2 separate regions of the Homo sapiens genome follow, and region 2 is linked to region 1. The links are chromatin loops, found by intact Hi-C in ENCODE. Cell type or tissue: HCT116. All regions are shown on one strand. Each heading gives the region's core, and the rest is flanking DNA. Links, peaks and the distances in the headings are about the cores only. Region 1 overlaps LOC124903689 (a long non-coding RNA gene). Region 2 has its middle 300 kb from the start of N4BP1.

What was found. Hi-C counts contacts between places; a loop is a spot of excess contacts. Peaks named below come from ENCODE experiments on the same cell type or tissue, not always from the same donor. Only the 100,000 strongest peaks of a DNase experiment are listed, where the experiment ranks them.
Region 2: it touches region 1 in a loop (9-fold over the local background); 15 of 110 quality-filtered maps call a loop at or near these places.

The regions. Positions count from the first base shown.
Region 1 is chr16:49,345,326-49,353,966 of GRCh38, reverse strand. It overlaps LOC124903689 (a long non-coding RNA gene), which reads right to left. Exons shown (of 2, transcript XR_007065068.1): 2 at 3,410-8,641. Among named protein-coding and RNA genes, the nearest start is that of C16orf78, 24 kb to the left of the region's middle. RefSeq lists silencers at 7,862-8,062, 7,835-8,129. In HCT116, for the core only: CTCF peaks have their summits at 831 (motif pointing right), 3,081, 3,282 (motif pointing right), 5,354 (motif pointing left) and 1 weaker place; DNase peaks (open chromatin) are centred at 846, 3,276 and 5,306.
Region 2 is chr16:48,908,136-48,916,776 of GRCh38, reverse strand. No RefSeq gene overlaps it. Among named protein-coding and RNA genes, the nearest start is that of N4BP1, 300 kb to the right of the region's middle. RefSeq lists an enhancer at 8,244-8,483. In HCT116, for the core only: a CTCF peak has its summit at 4,881; a DNase peak (open chromatin) is centred at 4,896.

The DNA.
Region 1 (8,641 bases), core at 113-8,112:
GAAGTCTTTATGTTGGGCTTCCAGAAATCCACCCAGGGAGGACTTGTGTGAAAGTGATTCACTGGGAAGTGTTCCAGGAAAGACCAGCAGGGACTAGAGAATTATCTACGTGAGAGACAGGCCTTGCTCTGTGGAAACGGAAGCCACGGTGGCTGCTGTTACGGGGCATATGGCCTTGTGTCCTGCTGAGACCCAAGACTCAAACAGAAGAGAGCAGATCGGTGGGCCAGGGCTGGCCCAAGCCCCCTTTATCCTGGGCTCCACTGTCCTCAGTTCATGGCTTCTTCCTATGTGGCGGTATGTGCACTGGCCATCATGCCTGCTTTCCCAGACAGCAGGAATGAGGGAGGGAGAGGAAAGGGGGCACTGCTCTTTATAAGGACACTTCTCTGAAGCTGTACATGATGCTTTGACTCTGGGTTTTTGGCCAGATCTAAGGTCGCAGGCAGCCACAGCCAGCAAAGGAAGCAAGGAAATGAGGGCTTTGTTCCCAGCAGCCTGTGTCTAGCTAGAAAATGTGGATTCTGTTAGTGAAGGAGGAAAAGAGAAGGATGAAGGGGCACAAGTTGCAGCCATTGTCACAGCCAGAGAATGCAAAAATTGGACTTGGCCAAGTTTGATTTCCCCATTTGCCCAGCAGCCCCACATCTGCCCAGAACTTTCTCTGTGGGGTCGATGTGGAGCCTATCTTCTAAAGGGGTGGGCGCAGCTGGACTCTAGGAGTTCTGGGTCCAGTGAGGCCCTATCCTGTGGAGTCAGTCTCCCCTCTAGGAGCAGCAAAGGTTGGTGGTGTAGACAGAGCTCCCTGGAAGCTTCTTGGGGGTGGGCAGCAGGGGGAGCTGTACTGGACTAAGCCCTCAGCTGGGAGCTTGGCTTTTGAATTCCTGGTTCACCTCTGGTTTGCCAGATGGCCTTGGGCAGGCCTCTTAACTTCTCACATTCCTCAGGCTCAGCCCCATCCTCTGTAAAATGAAGACGATATGGGGAATTCAAGGCCGGACATGGGCGAGACAGGAAGCTCCCAACTCATGCATAAAATTCAAGAGGGTACCAAAAAAAACCTCAGTAATGGAGATAAATAATCAAGATGAAGAAATCATGCAGCATTTTTTATTGTGGTAAAGTACACATAACATAAAATTAGCCATTGTAACCATTTTAAAGTGAACAGCTGAGTGGCAGTAAGTGCATTTCCATTCTGCAGCCATCACTACCACCCATCTTCCCAGCTCTTTCTCTCCCCCATTAAACAAAAACTCCGCATTCCCCCTCCTCCCCAGCAACCACCATTCTACTTTCTGTTGCTATGAATTTTACGACTTTAGGTATCTCATAGCAGTGGAATCATACAGGATTTGTCCAGCAGTGTTGTAGCCTGAGTCAGGACGTCCTTCCTTTTGAAGCTGCTTATTATTCCATTGTGTGGATAGACCACATTTTGTTGATCCTTTCATCTGATCATGGGCACTTAGGTTGCTGACACCTCTCGGCTATTGTGAATAACACTGCCAGGAACATAGGTGAACGTGTACCTGTTTGAGTACTCACTTTCATTGATGTAATATTTTGTAAAAAATCAAAATTTATGCAAAAAATCCACAATGAATAAAATATCATTTTTTTTAAAAAAGGGTATTGCTTTGTCACCCAGGCTACAGTGCAGTGGCACAAATGTGGCTCACTGTAGCCTCAACCTCCCAGGTTCAAGTGATTCTCCCGCCTCAGCCTCCCAAGTAGCTGGGACTACAAGTGTGTGCCACCACACCCAGCTAATTTTTGTATTTTTTTTTTTTTTGTAGAAATGTGATTTCATTATGTTGCTCAGGAAGGTCGTCTTGAACCCCTGGGCTCAAGTGATCTGCTGGCCTCAGCCTCGCAAAATGCTGGCATTACAGACGTAAGCCACTGTGCCTGGCCTCAAAATTTTAAATAAAGACAACATCAGTAACCGTGGTCACTGTACTGAGCCATATCAGAGCACAGGCAGTGGAAGATGGGCAGTGCTTGCTGTGCATGATCCTGTCATTACTCCCCTTTTGAGGCTGAGCCTGAGGTGGGCCATCTTCTCCTTACCCTCAGCCTGGCCCTCCCTCCAGAGATTGAAGTGAGCCTGCGCTGAGTATGCCAGGCCTGGGAGCCTCATCTTCCCCAGCCTCACTGGGCCGATTTAGAAACTAGGGCCACAGAGGAGGTTCAAGGTTGCACAGTGAAGCTGGGGTTCCCTCTCCCCTTGGATAGATCCATCTTCATTAGCCCATCAGATAACAGCACCTCCCAGGCAGCTGAACTGTGGAGACAGCCACTGTGTCTTCCTTCCCTTTGAGTTGCTTTGCCAAGTGACAAAGCAAGAGATGTGTGTCCCCACTCAGAGTTGGTTTGCAGAGATTGGTTTGGGGCCATTCTAATGAGACAGGTGATGATGCTCTCGTCAGTTACCCCTTAGGTGGCCTGGGGCTGTGTGCAGGGGCTCAAGTGTGGGGACACCTGCCTGTGAGCCTGAGCTCCAACCAGGAGGAAGATGCCTGCTTCTGAGCTCACAGCCCCAAAGAGTTGAAAACCAATTCAGTCCCCCAAAGAGAACTGCCTCCTTTAGTCATTGAACACTTGGTGCACTCCTACTGCGTGCCAGGCACTGAGTGGGGCGGGCAATGAGGGTTGATAAGGAGAGGAGTTGGCCGTGGTCCTGACTTTAAGAAGCGCGTGGCTCAATAAAAGTTTTGCCCATTCGTCAGGAATTGAGATGTCTGGGGAAATGTATACGGAGGGCAAACCAGGGGGTGGTGAGAAGCCAGCTTGGCTCATCCTTGGCTGGGGATGTGTGTGTGTGATATGTGAGTGGAGTGGGTGATAGGTGTTTGTGTAATGCATGTATATTAGTTTGTGCGCACATGTATGAGTGTGTTTGCATGTGTGAATGTGTGTGTGAGAATGTGCATGTGTCTGTGTGCGAGTGTGATTGTGTGTTCACATATGCCAGAATGTGCATGTGTGTGTGAGTGTAAATGTGTGTGGGCATGTGTATGAGTGTGAGTGTGCGCGTGCACGTGTGTGTGTCTGTGTGTGTGTAAACGTGCATGTGTGCATTGTGTGTGTGTGTGCGCCTGTGTGCATGTATGAGTATGCGCATTTGTGCTCTTGCATGTGTGCTTGTGTGTATGAGTGTGTGCGTTGGGAGGGGGGTGGGGTGCTGGCTGTGGAAGGGCCACCCTTGCCTTGGGCTACCCTAGAGGAGACACCGGCTCCGAGGCACGGACCTTGCCTGCTATCTTGAGACCGACCAGCAGATGGCGGAATTGCAACGGGAAAGTCCGGGACCTCTGGTGCTGGGGAGTCGGAGGAGGGAAGGAATGAGAGGGAGGAGGGAGAGCATCTGAATCTGTTGGAGCTGCCGTGACAAAATACCATAGACTTGGGGGCTTAAGCAACAGAAATTTATTTATCACAATTCTGGAGGCTAGGAGTCAAGATCAAGGTGCCGGTGAAGCAAGGCTTCCGTCTGAGTCCCCTTCTCTGGCGTGTGGGCGGCTGCTGCCTCGCTGTGGTCGTCCCTCCATGGGGAGGGACCCCTTTTCCTCTTCTCATAAGGACCCCAGTCCCATCGGTTCAGGGCCCCATCTTTACAACCTCATTTAACCTCAGTTACCTCCTAAAGACCCTGTCTCCAAACACAGTCACATTGGGGGTTAGGAATGCATTTGCAGGGAATTCAAACATTCAGTCAATAGCATGGAGAGAGGAGAAAGAGACAGGGAGAGAGAGGGAGAGGGGAAGGAGAGGGAAGAGAAGATGGGGCAGACCCCGTGGCACTGGTGCAGGTCCGGACGGCTGGTGTGGGCAGCCTGGCCGTGACTCCATTGCGACGCTGAGAAGCTCCTTTTCACTTTGGGTAGCTCATCCTCACCTCTAAAGGAGGTGAGGGCCCACCTGCACCTTTTGAAGTAGCAACAAACTTGCAGACAGCAGCTCTCCAGTGCCTCCCTGCTTTTACACTGAGTGACGCAGCAGCCCGGGAGGGGCACTGCCACTGTCTCCACCTGCAGACAAGGTCAGGGAAGTGAACTGGCTGCCCACAGCCCCACAGCTTCGTGTGGTCTAAGCAGTAGGGAGGGAGCTCTGAGGGGGTGGAAGATACAATACAGACCTGAAGGAAACTCAGAACTCCTTGGCACAGCCCATGTTGACAAGCTGGGCCCCCACTGGGGGTCCTTCCTGAAGCCTCCCCAAAACCTCTGAGAAAGGGCCGGCTTGATGGGTGTCCCTTGCAGTGAGCACAGGTCCTGGAAGCTGGCCCGGAGACGGAGCGTGCAAGAAAGCACTCCCTGGACACACGGTTACCCGACAAAGTTGCCTGAGTTGGGGGCCTCTGTCCAGCCTGGGCGTGCTGGATGGAGAAGCCCATCCAGCTCTTGGCTCTCACTGTCGGGTGTGCAGGGCCGAATGCAGGGAGGAGAATCTACTCCTCCTCTCTCAGAGACCCACGAGGGACGCCTAAATCTAATAAGTTAATCTAGACTCCTAGAAACAAGATTAAATTTTCAAATAAAGGCAGGCTCTGACAGCTAAGGCATAAATCTTTTATTTAAAATAGAGACTAAACCCATTCAAATGCGATCAGCGATGACAGATGCAGATAGAAACAAGCTCTGATGGGATGGTTGAGGTGTGGGTTTGTCTGCTCCTGGTGACAGATCGCCAAGGGTGACCTTAAGGACAGTGTATAATTGTCAGCAAACAGTGGTGCCTCTGCATCCATTTCCATGTGGCTTGCTGGCCCAAGGTGGTGCCAGGGGCAAGGATGTCCTGAGGAAAGTGCCCATGCAGGTGGAAAGGAGCTGCCTTGGATGTCTTGGTCCCACTCCTGCCAGGTCAGCTGCCACAAGAGGGCAGGGGAGAGGGGCTCGCCACGTTTGGAGGTGCCTGGAGCACCAGCAAAGGAGCTGGAGATGTGGGGAGCTGTCAGGAACAGGTCGGATGTGGTTAAGGCAATAGGAGCCACGTGGCAGCATTTCCTGGAGCCTCCAGGGCAGAGGGTAAACTCTGCCTGGACCAAACCCAGCTGGGCCATCTACTGCCTTGGCTCTTTATGGTGGACGCTTCCAAGTGCCAGACATTGTGTTCCCTGCATGATCTCATTCAATCCTCACATCAAGCCCTTTTTACAGATGGCGGGCTGGGGCTCAGAAGGGTTAAGTGCCATGCCCAGAGGTGCATAGCCAGTTAGCGACAGAGCTGAGACGCAGCACCAGGCTGCTGGTTCCAGTGTGCACGCTCCTCCCTCTGACACTCTAGGGCTCCCAGGCACCAAGAGACACCAGCAGCTGCATTTGTTCTAACTCAGGCTGAGCGATTTCTCCTAAATATCGCCCCCTTTTGGAAGTGTTCAGATGCTTGCTGCCAGAATGCTTCACAAGGGCACAAACTCGAAGACACCACCATGAACATACATCCCGTGAGGACGAGGGTTCCCCAAAGGATAGTCTATGAATCTGCATTCAGGAAACATGTAATAACAAATGAAACTCCCACAGAAACAATGCTTTTATTAGGTAAATCTGGGAAACTTTGCCTACTCTAGCCCCTTCTGAGAAGTCCTGCAGAAAAAAGAATCCCATCAAACCTTATTTAGTCCAGCATTTCCCCAACTAATTTGAACATGAATATGTTTTGTTTCCCTTGCTGGGCATCATATCATGTCAACCTGTATTCCAAGGAGCACACTTGGGAAAACATTGATATGAGACTTTCATCTCAAGTTGGTCTGTAGCTTCCTGCTTCTCCAGAATGTGTATTTTGGTACATGACATTTCACCTTAAAACCTTGAAGCTATTTACAGATGCCCATAGGAGTCAAAATTGATGTTGGTCGTTTTCAGTCTCTTTAGAATAAAGTCTCCCTGAGTAATTTGATGAAAGTTGTAGATTTTTTCCTGTGGGGAAAGGAGAGGCACTCACATTCATATACACAGACTGATGAATTCAGATTCAGGGGTTCCTCGGTTACCCTGAGGTCATGAACCCCTGTTTTAAGTCACTGTCAGCTAATATCCTTGGCGTCATTGGCAGCCAAGCACTGGGCCCTGCTGGGGTGAGCCTGTGGGAGCAGGGCCACTGAGAGGGTCTGAGTAAACGGGTCAAATCCACTCCTAGCCTTCTGACAAAGGAAAGCAGGAGATTCATGCCAATCACACATGTTCAGTGGACTGGCACCTTCCAGCTGCCCACGGTGTGGGCCAGGGTGCTTTGAGCAGGTTAGTGAGCAGAGACCCCCCCTGAAGGTCTGAAAGACTATCCCACACCTTGTGGGGACCTCAGGGCTCCCATGCCTCTCTGAGCCCCCCACAGTCTAGTGCCTAAGAATTCTGCTGCTGATGCTGGTCCAGCACCCATTCCCTGCCCCCTTTCTTCTAGGAAAGGCACCCCAGCTGTCCTTGGGGCACCACCATGCCCCAGACCTAGCTTGTGTAGATTGTATGGACTGGACCTCATATCAGACTCATGGGTGGGCTCGTGAATCAGGCTTGGATAATCAGAGAATACCACGTTTTTGGTCACAGTGGTTGGTTCAGGGATAAGAATGGGACCAAGCCAAGACAATTAGTGCCAAAAAATACCTTGTGGGATTTTACTGAGAAAGAGAAGTTCTCCTGGGGCTGTTGATAAAAAGATGTATCTGGAGCTTCTGGTGGCCACTTTGACCCATGAAGGGAGCCACCTGGGATGGTCAGAGATGGGAGGAGAGGGTGGGTATCCCAATGAGACTGTTGGAGTCTGCATCCAGCTGTGCCTGACAGTGTATCTAGATCCTGGTGCACTTATAGGAATCAATACATTTCCTTTCTTGCTTAAGACCGTGTGAGCTAGACTTCTGTCACTTGCAGCTGAAACAATCCTAATGCCCCTGTGTCAAAAACACATTCCCAGGCCTGTGAAGGTAGCTGAATTAGAATCTCCAGTAATATGACATATACCTGTATCTGTATCTTTCTGGGGAATCTCATGATCTAACAGCTCTTGCTTGAAAAAAATTTCCTCTGACGTTCTACCATGGAGTGTGCAAGAAGCCCAGTTGGGAAATCCAAGATTATCCACATGTAAAGATGGCTCAGGCTGAATGCTTCGGCAAGTCTAGGAGTCAAGGTATTTTACATGATTTGTCTTTAATCTATTCCTGCTCTTAAACTCTCAGATGGGAATCACACTTTCTGATTGTGGCAATTTCTCAGCTTTGGAGAGGAGGGAGACAGAGTTCTGTGGTTCTGTGTTCAGTAAGACCCATTTCCTCATCTTTCTGCACTCCCAGTCCTCCACGTATGAGCCAAAGTGATGTGTGCCAATTTCAGGCTTGGCTCATACAAATCTCCCTGGGTTTATTTATTCATGATTTTTTCCTCTGTCTTGACACAGATAAATACAGTGACCTTAGAAGCCACTTCAGAGGTGGCAGAGCAACAAGGAGCAAGGGGCCTGGGCACCAGAGTGTGCCTCAAGACAAGTGCCAGTCAGGCCTTTTGACAGGCAGCAATCCCTGTCTGGGGCTTTACACAAGTCAGAAAAAATGTCTATTGTGTTAAACCGCTGATTTTGGGGTTTGTCTGTGATAGTCGTCTCCTTAACAGTGAATTTTTATAAATTCCAGATAACTTTCCCACCTATTGATTCATCTGAGCCTTTTATGAACTCTGGGTGGCAGTCTGGGAGTGGCACTTTACAGATGACAGTGCTTGTCCTGTTTACGTCCTTGGTGGGAGGCTAGAAAATGGTTCTAAACAGAACGCAATTTGATACACATGTAAAGAGATGTCCATGATGTGTCCTTCCTTAGCTCTGACTTCCCTCTCATCATTCAGGCACTTTGGTGGATACATATCTTCCCTGGGACTTAGCACCCATCTTACCACCCTCTGCCTCCATCCCACCTACAGGGAAGACTGAGGGCTCTGCCTCTGTCCGCGGTGCTGAAATGGGTGATAGTTACAGAGCAGAGTAGCTGAATGGGCCAGGACTTAAACACTAGACAGAACTGGGCTTTCCGTCTAAATATGTGTTCCCTTGGGTGGTCTTTCTACCTCTCCAAATATTAATTTTTTGGTCTGTAGAAAGGGAATATTATATCTTCTTCATGGGACTGTTCTGAACATCAAATAATGTGGAGAAACTATTGATGTAGTTGTGTTCTTTTCCATCCTCTGTCCTCCTTTTTAATACTGAACCTCGTCTTCTACCAAAAGTAGCCTTCAAGGGCTAGACCTTTCATTCCCAGAGGCTTGAGTGAGTTAAGAGAAAAACCAAATTGACTCTAGAGAGATTGTCTGTCATGAATCTAGCTGCCATAAGCTACAGGGGGTTATGGGATATCCTAAGAGTTTAAAGGGAATCTGAAGCTTGAGGGAAAATATGTGTTTCTTTGTTCCTCAGTTTCTCCTTCTTTTGTAAAATGATGGGTAGTGCATGGTGGCTTAGGGGCTTCCAACCCTGCAGAACAAGAACATCTTTTAGTATTCTTGCAACCCATTGATCCCCATCTTTGTAAAAATTTTGTCAGCTAAACACACTGCACTTATTAAAGAATAACAAATTCATTTCCCCAATTTTATTAATAAAAGACATTTAGAAATGATTGTGCAATAAAAACAGTATTAAG
Region 2 (8,641 bases), core at 285-8,284, 440 kb after region 1:
CATCAAATAAATAAATACAAATAAAAGTCCCAGCAAGCTTGGCTCTTATGTCCAGTTCCATTTATGGCCCTTTTGATCTTTTTTCACTTTCCTTAGCAGGTCCACTGGTATTCCTTCACACCACCCTGTCCAAATACATATATATCTCACTTTTGGGGGGAAAAACGTTGCTCAGGCAGTTGATCTTTCCATATTCCTGATGCTGTAAATAAAATCTCTCTTGGCATGGAGAATTTTTATTCATTCATTTATTTGACAAATTTTTACTGATCATCTACTGTACACTAGGGTCTGCCCTGGGGGTCTTTGGAAACCCAGGATGGATAACAGAGGGAGACCCACACAGTAGCATGCTATGCTGCAGTTTTAAAAAATAAAACAGTTCTATACATTCTCATATGAAAATATCTTCAACATAGATTAATTTTGTTAAAAGTAATGAGAAAATAGGGTGTCATATTGTATCATTTGTGTTACAGGGAGAAGGAAGAAAGAAGATAGAGGCTCAAGGAGGAGTAGGAGGGGGAGCAGAAAAATGACTCATTTCTGCATTAACCCTTTAGAAGAATACATAAGAATTTGAAACAATGGTTGCCCCTGGGCAGGGGGTGGAAGACAGGAAATGAGGGTCTCCAAATTGAAGAGGCTTTTCACTATACACTTCTTTCTATTGATCTAATTATTTTAAAACACACTTATGTGTTACCTCTTTCTCCAAAAATAAAACACTCTGAAGAAAAAGTCATAAAAATGAGAAAACTCCGAAGTCAGGTGGAGGAAACAGACTAGTAATCATCTAATTAGTAAACAATGTAGTAAGTGATGAAACATTCATGGAGCTCTTTGAGTTCTTAAGGAAGGGTGCCTAATTTGGGTGGAGAAGTCAGGAAAAACTTATCAGGGAAAATAATATCTTGATTAACCCTTTAACAGGCAGCCTACAGAATGGGAGAAAATTTTTGCAATCTATCCATCTGACAAAGGGCTAATATCCAGAATCTACAAAGATCTTAAACAAATTTACAAGAAAAAAACAAACAACCCCATCAAAAAGTGGGCAAAGGATATGAACAGACACTTCTCAAAAGAAGACATTTATGCAGCCAACAGACATATGCAAAAATGCTCATCATCCCTGGTCATTAGAGAAATGCAGATCCAAACCACAATGAGATAACCATCTCACGCCAGTTAGAATGGCGATCATTAAAAACTGAGGAAACAATTGATGCTGGAGAGGATGTGGAGAAATAGCAACCCTTTTACACTGTTGGTGAGAGGGTAAATTAGTTTAACCACTGTGGAAGACAGTGTGGCAATTCCTCAAGGATCTAGAACTAGAAATACCATTTGACCCAGCCATCCCATTACTGGGTATATACCCAAAGGATTATAGATCATTGTGTGATAAAGACACATGCAAATGTATGTTTATTGTGGCACTATGCACAATAGCAAAGGCTTGGAACCAACCCAAAAGTCCATCAATAATAGACTGGATGAAGAAAATGTGGCATATATACATCATGGAATACTATGCAGCTATAAAAAAGGATGAGTTCATGTCCTTTGCAGGGACATGGATGAAGCTGGAAACGATCATTCTCAGCAAACTATCACAAGAACAGAAAACCAAACGCCACATGTTCTCACTTATAAGTGGGAGTTGAACAATGAGAACACATGGACACAGGGAGGGAAACATCACACACCAGGACCTGTTGGAGTGTGGTGGGGCTAAGGGAGGGATAACATTAGAAGAAATACCTAATGTAGGTGATGGGTTGTTAGGTGCAGCAAACCACCATGGCCTATATATACCTATGTAACAAAACTGCACATTCTGCACATGTACCCCAGAACTTAAAGTATAATTTTAAAATGAGTGGAATTGAAGTCTACTCTCTTTAACATCATTTAGTTGTCAAACAAATAAAAAACGACAACGAAAACCCACAAAACACCCAAAGGATCCCTGGAGAGGTTTCATAGGTCTCGTGTGGCTTCTGGGGAAAGTTCAAGGCTGATGCCAAGATGCTCACAGCAGAAATGGCATATCCCCCACTGTCCCCATGGATGCTTAGTTATCGGGGGAAGCAGCAGGCCAGATTTACTGAGCTAATCCAAGCTAGGAGCCATTTGCAGAAAAAGTGAGCATTTGCAGAAATCATTTCTTAATTAGCATATTGGTCTTCCTGCCCATTCTAAATCTCCAGCAATGTGCAAAGCTGGTTAAGGTCTCCCTGGCTTTGATTTCTCAGAGTTGTCTTTTAAGTGCTTCATTTCTATCAAGTGAGATGAAATTTCTAAATTCCAACTTCATAGGGAACAGTCCCATTCTCTCCCCACCCCCATTCTTGAGCAACCTCTCAGAATGTGTGTTCTTTAAAAAGAGACAAGGTCCTCGCTGACATCTCTCTTCAGAGAGCTCCATCAAAATCCTGCACTTACCCAGTGTCCTTTCCTTGGCCACCGGTAACCAAGGAAACGGGATGCTATGGTAACACAGGGAGGAGAGGAAGGGAGGCATCCTGAGCCCTTCTGCATTCTTTCTCCTCTCTCCTGGAATCAAGGCAGCTACAGGACAGGAAGAACTCCTGCTGGGGGAGGGTCTACTCTCAGCTTCCCAGGGGAAGAGGGACCAGGACACCTGCATGGGTGGCTTCATGGCTGACACCCAGAGTTTCCCTTCCACAGCCTGAAGACTGTTGCCTCAGGATCCCCCAAAATGATGCCTTTTTCTAAGACAAGGGCACAGCCTAGGATGCATAATATAATGCTCCAAATGCCCAGGGGTAAATATCTGTACAAAATGTTTATTCAAATGAGTGAACAAGATACAGATTGCAATCATGAAGAAGCAGAGCCCTAGACGTAACTGAAAAGAGAATGTATGACCAAATGGCCAACCGTTCGGCAGTGTTGAACTTGTCTCTTGGTTTTGCTCTGCCTTCCAGTCTCCATGGTCAGCCCTCACTGACCATCTCTAGCTCTGCCTCTCCGACACCGTCCTCCTGCACCATTCTGTTTACCTACCTCTCCCTTTGCATTCTGCCTTCTCGCTTCTCTCTCACTCTGTCCCTTTTTGCCTCCCCTGACTGGCAGTTCTCCTGTCACTGTCAGGATGAGGTGGCTGAAAGATAAAGATTCTTTATATTCTGGGTCCAGAGCTCAGGCCCCACCAAGGCCAAATGCAGCTCCCTCCAGGTAGGGCCTCTTTGTCCACTTCCTGTGCTTCCCATGGACAGGAGTGGTGAAGGGCGTGGGGGACCTCCAGGAGAGACAATCAGGGTCCTGCCCTGAAGGAGGTCAGGGTATTACAAATTGTGATAAGTGTGATGACATCATAAGTAAGCACAGGATCTGTCTGTGTTGCAGTGTGAGGGGAGGGCTGCCACTTCCTCGCCAAACTTTTGTTTGTTGAATCTTCTTTTGCATTCCTGAGATTTCTCATTTGAGTTTTAAAATCCCTTCTCTGGTTTTTACCTGAAATCTGCCTCACCAGGAGTCACCTGTTCTAATTTTCCAGCACTGACTCCCTCTGTTGGAACTGTGGCCTCCCACCTGTTTGATCACACACCTCTATCAGTCAAAAGCTATTGAGTAGCCAGGTGTGATGGTTCACTGTAGTCCCAGCTACTCTGGAGACCAAGGTTGGAAAATTGCTTCAGCCCGGGAATTTGAGGCTGCATTGAGCTATGATTATGCTACTGCGCTCCAACCTGGGCAACAGAGTAAGACTCCACCTCCAAAAAAAAATAAATAAATAAAGTGAAATGAAACAGGATAATTATTGATCATGGACCTCCCCTTAATATGAGTACAGGTTTATTTATAAGTCACATACATGTACTACAATGCTAATGTTTTGTACATGATAAAATATACACAAAAACAGGAATTGATAAGGAAATAATATAATATCTTCTTCCATAGCCCAAATTGACTGCCTTGTGCACCCCATGTCAGTCTACCCAGTCACTTTAAATGGCCAAGTACTTTGATTTGCACCTCAGGTCCCCAGGTGAAGGTCCCCCAAGAACTCGGGGAGGATTGGCAGGAGGAGCAGAGTGTGAGGTTTACTTGTCAGGGGGTGGACTCACTTCCTGCTGTAGCAAAGGACCACAGCCTTAAACAATAGAAATGTATTGTCTCACAGTTCTAGAGCCGGAAGTCTGAGCTCAGCGTGCTAGCAGGGCTGGCTCTTAACAAAGCTGTGAGGTAGAACCTGTTCCCTGCCTCTTTCCTTGCTGAGAGGGGTTTTCTGGGCATTTTTGGCATTCTTTGGCTTACAGCTGCACTCCCAGCACCACCTTCCCCTTCCCATGGTGTTCTCCCTGGGTGCACTCCTGTCTCTATTCCTGAATGCCACCTTTTTACTAGGACACTGTCATGTTAGATGGGGGTGGGGGGTCACCCTAGTGATCTCATCTTAACTTGAGCATCCGATTTCCAAATAAAGGCACATTCACAGGTGCTGGAGGTTAGGACTTTGACATCTTTCAGGGGACACAATCAAATCATAATGGGGCAAATGGAAAATGAAATAGCAAGCAGCCTCTTTAGACTGAGGTGTGGGCATGAAGCTTCTTCAGGGTGGGTAGAGAGGGGCAGCCTGGAGAGGCAGGAGCCCCTTTGCCAGAGCTGCCTGCTTCCAGTGGGTAGGGGCTCCTCTCTGAGAGTAGAGACCACCAGACCACAAGTCTACTTCCAGGGGTGGGGCTCAGGTCAGCTGCTAGCACTGGAAAAGTCTCCACTCGCCAAAGCAGTTTCACATCATCTTTTCTTCTGAGGTTCCCAGAACACTTTGTACTATTATTTCTAGAAGAAACTGCTGCTCTGGAAAACATGAAATGTCTTTGTTTGAAATAGCGACACAGCCAGGCTGTTCCCAGAACGACAAGGACACGCCCTCCCAACTCCTCATTATAAGGAAGCCACATCATGGTGTTTGATTCCTAAATAAGAATTGAACGTTTGTCACTTGTACTATTTAATTATGACCCAAGAAATTTGCTAACATCTCACATTCTGTCTGCAGTGCCAGTTTAATTTGGATATTAAAGAGACACAGTCACTATATGGTTACCTAGTAACAGGTGTTAAACCTCAATAAATAACATTTTTAATAACGAGGTTCTGAAATGCATAAATCACATCTCCCTGTTCATTCTCTAAGAAAAACATTTTAATTATCTATTGACACATATTGCACATGGAACAACTATCTTTTTAAAAGATAAATGGGTTTAGAGGCGAGTAGGGTTAATTAAAAGCCAGTGGAGTATTACAAGTTTATTTACGGGGAAATATTCACTGTAGGAGAAGAACGGTTCTTACAGTTGTCAGAATTCTGCAAATGTATTGTTTAATAACCGCTTGGCACTTACTTATGGTGAGATGGTGAGAGCTTAAATCTAAACTGAGAGTGCATTCCAGTTATCTCTTCTAAACGGCTTCTCCTCAGTGACATAGATTTTCCAGGTCAGGCCACACCAAGGCAGGATCTGATGATGTGTGAAATTGTGACCAGGAGTTCCCCAGGACCATGGACCTGTCCAGAGCAGGCACCTGTTCTCATCCTGGATGCCAAAAGGGAAAGTTCAGGTTCAACTCTAGAGGTGAGGCCAGCTCTGAGGAAGGTCTGTCTACAAGATGAAGTCCAACTCCTACCATGAACTCCTCAAGGATCTTCACCATCAAGCCTCCACCCACTTTACCAGGCCTATCCCTCCCTCCTCTCCCCACTTCACTCACCTCTACCCCTGAAACCCAGTGTGTGCCTCAACAGCTCTACTCTCCTGCCACAAGGAGCGCAATATTCCAGACGGTGGCTGTTCTATGAGCTCAATCCCATAGGAAGGGTGAAAAATAAACCCTCAGCCAACTTGTGATGATTTCACAGCATGAGCAGGAAATAAATCTTTGTTGTTAGTAGGCTTGGAGATTTACATGAGAGGATGCTTCTTATGCCAACATAATGTAGCCTGCACTGACTCATGTACTTTCCATAATCAGCCCCAGAGCCTGACAAGGAAAAGATGCTTTGGAATGCTTGATAGTGAATGAACCCATTAGTCAGTCAATGCATCTGCCCTTTCTTCCCCTCTGGAATATTATCAGGTCCTGAAAAATCACACGCCAGGATTCTGCAGGACTTTAAGCATCTATCCCAGGGTGGTGTGAAGAAGCCCCACTACTGAGCTGAGAAGCTAGAGTCCCAATTTCTCATCAGAACCTCCAACAATGCACTGACCCACGGTTATTACTGTGAATAACGTGGTTTTTGTGAGGGATGTGGGAAGAGTCACAGGGAGCAAAGAACCACTGTGTATATGCAGAGCATCCCTCTGTGTATGTGTGTGCATGTGTGTGTCAGTGTGTGTGTGTGTGTGTGTGTGAGAGTCAGTGTGTGTGTGAGTGAAGGCCTTCCTACCATCCATTCTCCTGCCTCTGGTAATGACACCCATTTTTTTCGGTGGGGGAAGATAGGGTCTTGCTGTGTCACCCAGGCTGGAGTGCAGTGGCATGATCTCTATGATCTCTGCTCACTGCAACCTCTACCTCCTGGGCTCAAGTGATCTTCCAACCTCAGCCTCCCGAACAGCTGAAACTACAGGTACACACTGCCATGCCTGATGACTTTTTAAAATTTTTTGTAGAGATAGGGTCTTACTGTGTTGATCAGGCTTGTCTGCAACTTCTGGCCTCAAGCAATCCTCCCACCTCAGCCTTCCAAAGTGTCGGGATTACAGGCCTGAGCCACTACACCCTCCTGACCCCCAGTTTTCCTTTGTGGGACCTGCCATCATCCCCACTCTCAGGTCTTGTGGTTTGTGTTGCATTGGCCACACCCCCAGTTCAAAAAGTGAATATAAATTGTCAAGGCCACAAATCAAGGTAATGATACAGCTAAAACTAGAACCCAAACCTCCAACTCTGGCAGTAATTCACTCATTTTTGGACTCTGGTGCGCTCCTACTCTGACCTTGTGCTAGTTCTGGGAATGCAGCGAGGACACTAGATGGAGAGGATTCCATCAGAGTGTTCAGAGCTCAGTCCGATGCTCCCTCCACTGCAGCACCTGTCCCTCCTTCCCTCTCTTTCCAGAAAACCTCCCTCTACCCTCCTCACTATCCTCTTCCCCAAAGCCTCCCCAAACTTCCTCAAACCTTGCTGACTCTTTCTTTTCTCTGAACCTTTTCTGCCACAGTCCCCAGCATGTGAACAGACACAGGTCAGGCAAGTCGCCCAAAGACATGACCAGCCAGGGCTGAGAGTACCAAGGCCTGAAAGAGGAGGGACCAGAGGATGCTATGGGGTGGCGCCTCTTCTCGGTGCCCACAGATCCCACTGAAGCTGGAGCTGCTTGCCTCACAGACGGTGCATGGCACTCCACCAGCTGTCTCCTTCTCACCAAGCTCGGGAGTCCCTGGCTGACCCCTCCATCCACCCTGCCTCTGACCAGGTCATAGCATCTGGCTCCCCACCTCCAGGGAAGGAAAACAGAAAGTACTGGGAAGTGACAGGGCCCTAAACCACTTGGATGGAAATAGAGTCATTGGGAGCAACGGGGAGAAGGACTGGGCCAAGAAGCTGATTGCATTGCTCCTGGCAACCACACGTCCCAGCAGGTCAGTCAATACTGCAGTGCCCACTGGGATGCGGTTTCCTGAAGCTCGCAAAAGAAATCTATATTTTTCTCAGGAGCACCAACCCTCCTCAAGGCAGCACACGTTCGTCCCCTCCTATCTGCGGGCAGCAGAAAGGGACAAAGAAACCAAGGCCAGAAGGTGGCTGAGGCTGTCTCTAGACTAACAGCTTTAGAAGGGAATATGGCATTTTACGTACACACTTGCCCTTTCCTTCACCCTCCATGCCAATACCTCTCATCCCCACAATTGCAAAGGACTCCAAATTGAGATGTGATTTTTCAGTTCCTCTCTTTTTTAATCCACCCTAATAATAGGAGCTAATATTGATTGGGCCCTTACTACATGTTAGACTGTCTATAAAATTCTTCACATGTATTAAATTTTTAATCCTCGGAAAACCCAGCCCTGTGGGGTAGATATTAACTTCCATTCCCATTTTTGTGGCTGAGGAATCTGAAGCACAGAGCAGTTAATTAACTTGCTCAATGTCACATAGCTTGTTGGCAGTAGAAGCAGACAGCCCAGGCCAGGCTATCACACCCCTCCAAGGGCAAGGTATTTGGAACTGGACCAGTCAAGCTCAAAATTTCAGCACTAGCCCTTGCTAGCTCTGTGATTTGGACAAGCTACCCAACCTCTCTGAACCTCATTTCTTCATCTGTAATGCGAACATGATAACGACAGTCTTGTAAGTTTACCGGGTAATTCCCCGGGTATTACAGGGTAATTCCAAGGTTTCATTAGATGACTCACCACACTTTCCATCCCCACCACCCATCCTACTCTGCGCTCTAGCAATACCAAATTGTCTTCTTTTTGCTCACATGTGCCTCTGCATATCTCTGCTCCCTTTGGAAGTGTTCTCTTATCTACCTACCAAGAGGAGCTTGTCTGGCCAGCTCCTCTCCTGTCAGATCTCAGCTGGATGCTGTCACCTCTGAGAAGCCTCCCTGACTTCCTAACTCTGCACTGTCTTTCAGTGTTCT